Regions from separate parts of the Homo sapiens genome. Here region 2 is linked to region 1. A link is a loop called in an ENCODE intact Hi-C map of the cell type or tissue named here. Cell type or tissue: breast epithelium. All regions are shown on one strand. Links, peaks and the distances in the headings refer to the core of each region. The heading gives the core; the rest is flanking DNA.

What was found. Hi-C counts contacts between places; a loop is a spot of excess contacts. Peaks named below come from ENCODE experiments on the same cell type or tissue, not always from the same donor. Only the 100,000 strongest peaks of a DNase experiment are listed, where the experiment ranks them.
Region 2: a loop joins it to region 1, with 4 times the contacts of the local background. A loop is called at or near these places in 1 of 110 quality-filtered maps.

What each region holds. Positions count from the first base shown.
Region 1 is chr10:28,843,972-28,846,784 of GRCh38, forward strand. C10orf126 (chromosome 10 open reading frame 126) reads left to right here and starts at 2,437. Exons shown (of 5, transcript NR_164114.1): 1 at 2,437-2,492. In breast epithelium, for the core only: no CTCF peak of the experiment used is centred there; no DNase peak of the experiment used is centred there.
Region 2 is chr10:28,767,067-28,769,879 of GRCh38, forward strand. All of the region lies in intron 2 of LINC01517 (long intergenic non-protein coding RNA 1517), which reads left to right. Among named protein-coding and RNA genes, the nearest start is that of LINC01517, 25 kb to the left of the region's middle. In breast epithelium, for the core only: no CTCF peak of the experiment used is centred there; a DNase peak (open chromatin) is centred at 1,325; H3K27ac peaks cover 819 bases.

The sequences.
Region 1 (2,813 bases), core at 82-2,581:
AGGAAGAGTGTAGGGCAGGATAAAGGAATAGTGTGTTTGAGGAAGGAGCTAAAGTTGTGAGTTTAAATAGGATGATGAGAACTGGCTTATGACAATATGAGATCATGAGATTTGAATAAAGTCTTAGACAGGGAGAGGAAGTGAGCCGTGTGGATCTTTGACGGCATGATGTTCAGGCTGAGGAAAGGAAGGAGCCTGGAGGTTGACTGAGGAGCAGAAGGGAATTGCTGTGCTGGAGCTGGGATGGTAGGAGCTGAGACTAGAGAGGTCACAGAAGCCTGAATCACATGGAATAGATGATAAGGGGCAAGGTATAGGAGCAGGGGGGCCTTTCAGGAGGCCAGAGCAGTCCTCCAGATGGTATTGGGATCAGAACAAGAGCAGTAAAGGCAGCCTCCAGGAGGCTAGAGCAGTCCTCCAGATGGTATTGGGATCAGAATAAGAGCAGCAAAGGCAGTGAGAAGTTGTCAGAATCTGGATGTGTTTTGAAGAAAGAGACAAGGGATATTCTTGATGAATTGGATGTAGGATAGGGGAGAAAGAGAGGAGTCAAGGATGAATCCAAGAAGTGTTCTGTTTTAGGCCACAAGGACGAAATTGTCATCAACTAACTAACATGGGGAAGGTTGTGGGTACAGTGGGATAGGTAGGGAAAATCAGTTTAGTAGTGGACGTGTGAGTTAGAGAAGTATTTTAGATATTCAAGTGAAAATGATGAGTACGCTATTGGATATGCAGGTTTGGAGTTCAGGACAGAGGACTGGACTGGAGATATTCATTTGGGAGTTATCAGTGTGTGGGTAGTATTTAAAGCCATGGAACCACATGAGATCTCCAACGGAGTAAGTAGAGACAGAGATGAAAACAACAGCAACGACTGAGCCCCAGAGTAATTAGAAGTTAAAAGGGGCTAAGGACTGCAATGAATGTGCATGACAAGATCCATGTATTGCCATCAAAGTGAGTGACTGTTTCTAGGAGGGTAGAGGTCAAGATGCCTGAAGGAGGAGAGAAGTTTAATGACCTATGATGGTGGAGTTTTGGAAAGATTATTATCTATGCATTGAACATGCTCAGAAAAGAGAGGAGAAGTATTGGGGAGGATGCCAATGGGCTGAGAACTGATGTTGTTGAAAAAGGTGGTGAACAATGTTGGGCAGGGGTATTACAGGACCAACATGTTTGTATGCCTGTTGTGCAGAAACAGACCAATACACCAAGACAGCAGGCTTTGCAGCAGAGAGAGGGTTTGATGACAGCAGGGAGGCCGAGTGAGCAGATGGGAGAAGACCCTCAAATCCATCTCCCCGAAGAGTTCTAGGCTGAGGTTTTCAAGGGGATTATGGGGGGTGAGGGGCTGAAAAACTATAGTCATTGATTGGTTGGGGAAAGGGGGATGAAATCATCAGGATGTAGAAACTGCATTCTTCAGTGAGTCAGCTTCTCGTGGGGTCCTTCAGACCAGCTGGCGTCAGTAGTTTCATCAGTATGCATGACCTACAAGAATATCTCAAATGGAAAGCAACATTTCACAATGTTCAGTTGTTATCTGTGGAGCAGTGAAGGGGGACTCTAATCTTGTGACAGGGTCTGTGTGATTCTGGAGCAATAGGTAGCAAAACACTATGAGGAAGGATCAGAGAACAGCTGACCCCATGACTAACACTGAGTATGTGCAAGCTTGGCTTATTTTTGTTTCTCTCCCTCCCTTCTCTTCTGATTAATTGTATAAAGTTTCTAGGGACAGTTTCAGGGGTGATAGATGATGATGGTACGAGATTTGCAGTAGAAGGGAAGGAGAAGGTTCTGGAAGGGGAAAAGAGGACCAGCAGGGTCCCTCCATCACCTCCAGGTCTGCAGGAGGTGGCAGGAGGGCCTGGAATGAAAAACAGCCAGTGGCTGGGCGCAGTGGCTCACGCCTGTAATCCCAGCACTTTGGGGGGCTGAGACGGGCAGATCACGAGGTCAAGAGATTGAGACCATCCTGGTCAACATGGTGAAACCCCGTCTCCACTAAAAATACAAAAATTAGCTGGGTGTGGTGGTGTGTGCCTGTAATCCCAGCTACTTGGGAGGCTGAGGTAGGAGAACCACTTGAACCCGGGAGGTGGAGGTTGCAGTGAGCTGAGACCGCACCACTGCACTCCAGCCTGGCTACAGAGGGAGACTCCATCTCAAAAAAAGAAAAAGAAAAACAGCCAGCGCATGAGAGAAGATGTGAGCATCGTCCTCAGGGAAGAGTCAGTTTTTGTCAGAACAAGGAGGGACTATTTGGAAGTTAGTTTGGGATGTGAGGCGTTTTGCTATTAGTGGATCAGGCTGATGGCACCGTGGAGGGGTTTCAGGAGTCAAGAACAGGTGGGAGAAAGTTTCCCAGTGCAGGTTGTGCAAGCCTCCTGGCCCGGAGAGTGTGGGTGTGACGAGTGGCTTGAGAGACAGGGATGAAGAGCATGAATGCGAATGTACAGCACTGAGCTCGCGTCTGCCACATGGTAAGCTCTTAGAAGACCTCAGCTTCTTATTCATTTTGTCACAAATCGATTAATTACTGAGCTGAAGGACATATTAGAAAACGGTCAATAGCAATACTTCTAACTTCCAATCTGTACTTACGCTTGGCATTCAATCGATGTTATCAAAACCTGTGCCAGCTCCAAGGAAGAGAGAACACTGTTTTCTGATTTAGTTGCTTCCTGAAAGGAGCTGAGAGCTGTAAAACACAGGCAAGATTGGACTTTTCAATAATGCTTATATATTGACTTGCAGAAACAATATTAGAACTTTTTTAAAATGCACACATTATCTCCTTAGGG
Region 2 (2,813 bases), core at 57-2,556, 77 kb before region 1:
GTACGAAAGTGACCCAAGACATTTTTTACTGAAGGTAACAAAATTGCATGAGTAGGAAGTGTGCTGACTTCTAGGTAATGTCTATTCTCTAGCTAGTTTGCACATTGTAAAATTTGACCTGGGCTGCTTGATGAAGTGTGGCTCTTGGGAAAGAGAGGTTCACTGGTTCTACCCTCAAGAAGATATTTGTCATCTAGAGCAAGAACTAGAGGAAAGTATGTCACCTTGGAGAGCTTGAGACTAGGTTTGACTTCTATTTCACCCAATCAACTACAAAACATCAGTATTAGGTGGCTCAGAACTTATCATGATTGGAAAGCTTGAAAAGTTTTTTCCTTTTGGAAACGGATGGGTTTGAAAGTCAGGATGTCAGCATTGGCTAGAGTTGAGCTCAGGGTTTCTAGAATGCTGCATCTTAGCTTTCATCAGCCTGGCTTGAGTCAGGGCCATTGGGCCTTAGGAATGTATTGCTGGGGTGCTACTTGGATCCTGTCAAAAGATGTTAGAAGGAGTGAGTGTCAGATCCCGGGATAAGTCATTTAGGATAGTGACCTTCTCAGAAGGGCCAATAGGAAGTAGAAAGTGGAAAGGAGAGTCATGTCAAGGATGCTTTGAACAAAGGAATGAGAGAACGCGTAGATCGTAAGGCTGTACAGCAACTTCCACTTTGTCCTGGCTTTGCTGTTCTTGTGGATATACGTGGCATAAATCAAGCAGCTAACTTACTTTCAGTGATTCTCCGAAGGTACCTAGTGGTGAAACTCTCAAGCCTTATACTCAGCAGTTCATTTCCTACCAGCCTAATTACAAGTGTTTTATTATAAAGTTTATGGAAATGAGATATAAGTCACTCTGGAGTTTTTGAGAATAGTTATACTGGTAGTTACCATCTAATGTGGTCTTTGGAAGGTTCTACATCAAAGCCCAGGGTATCCTGGGGTTGTTCTAGCTCTCTGCAAGACAAAGCTTGGAGACTTGTATTTTAAGTAGCTTTTCATTTTTACTGAGCCACAAGGGCAGTAGCTCACAGGGACTTTATTGAATATTTACATCTAGCTTCTTCTAAACAGCATTGAAAATGGGAGTAAGATGCCATAAAAGGGGTCACCTTGAGGCCTGCTCTGATTTTTGAGAACACGGAATTGGTGATCTACGGAGGTGAGAAAGCGGACACCAAAACAAACAAGACTCCAGGCTCCTTCCTCATGCCTTGGTTGTGTCTATTGTGGAGCCGCTGGCATCTTTTATTTCGGGGACAAAGGACAGCTCTGTTTAATCCTCCTGTTCCATTGCCAAACTCCAAAGGGGATAATTACATTCTGACTTCTAAAATTCCCTTTGCAATTTTATGTGGATGAAGTACTTGTAACAGCCTGGGATGCCCTGCGTGCTGGAAGACAGCTGCCCTGTTTCATTTCCAGGGGGGAGTACTTCGGGCAGAGCTAGTGTTGGTACTGCACAGTTTGTCTCGGTCCCAGCATAGAAACCGGACTAGCGTCTCTTGCTGTAAAACGCATTGAACAGGGCATCAAACACCACCTCACGGGAGAATTAAGTTGACTGTCCTCTGTACATAGCTGGTCTAACTGGAGTGTCTAAAACAGCCAGTCATTTAGCTAATCCTGTTTTTTTTTTTCCAAAAAGAACTAATTTAGAGCACTTTTTTGATAGGTAAATATAGTACAAAATAATGGTTTTGTGTTCAGGTGAAACATTGAGTTCAGACAAAATGTCTTGACCCCACTAAAATTATTAAAACTAATTGGAATTCTACGTGCCAGTCCCAAAATAAGACAGTTTGATTCCCTGACATATAATTATTCTTTTCTAAATAGCACTGATAGCAACATCATTGTAAACGGGATAAAAAATTCTTATGTTTGTTTAAATTCCTGGAACTGATCTTTATAATATAAGGAAAATGAACCAAGCTTCCTAAAATGAAATCCAGGTGAAAATGTAATTGTTATATTACTCTTCTGAATTTTTGGAAACATAGATACAAAAATTATTGTTTCAGTTCCCCAAGGGAACTAGTAAAACCTGGACAAGCTGTTGGTTTTTATATTGGTACTGCAAGCTGTTCCTAACCTTAATTGTAGTAGAAAATGAAACTATCGCCATGGAGTGGTGTGTTTAAAACCCACCAAGAGGTTTCAGCAGGAGAGCGGAACCGAAAAAGGAGGGAATCATTAACCACAGAAGTGACTGAAGTGGTTTAATAATTATGTTATTTCAAGAGGAAAAAGGATGTGCCTAAAGTAGAAGGGGAAGGGAAGGATTGATAAATAGAACTTATTTCTATCCTAGGTAGTCAGCTGGTAGAGCTACTAGTGGGAATGGCCTATTAACTAATTGATCTGCTAGACTCAATAGAGAACTCCAGCTGGAGATCAAAGAAAATTCTCTGCTACAAAGGCAAACAGCAACCTTGGACCAGATGTTTTTCTTCCAGCTCTGTCATGCTTGATAACTGTAGGGCATGGCTGAATCTGGCCATAGGCCTCATCCATCCAACCGTTGAGATGAAAAGCAAGGGCTATGTGTGTACACGCGTGTGCACCTATATATATAAACACATGCACACATGTACACACACATGCTTGAAAAAGAGAGACAAGCAGCTTCAAAGTCAAAAGGATTTGGAGTACAAGCTAACTTTGGGAACTGAGAAATTTTTTTATGTCTACTTATTTGCAAAGCGAAGAGCACCAAATGCCAACTTTTATTTTATTTTATTTTATTTTATTTATTTATTTTTGAGATGGAGTCTCGCTCTGTCGCCCAGGCTGCAGTGCAGTGGTGCGATCTCG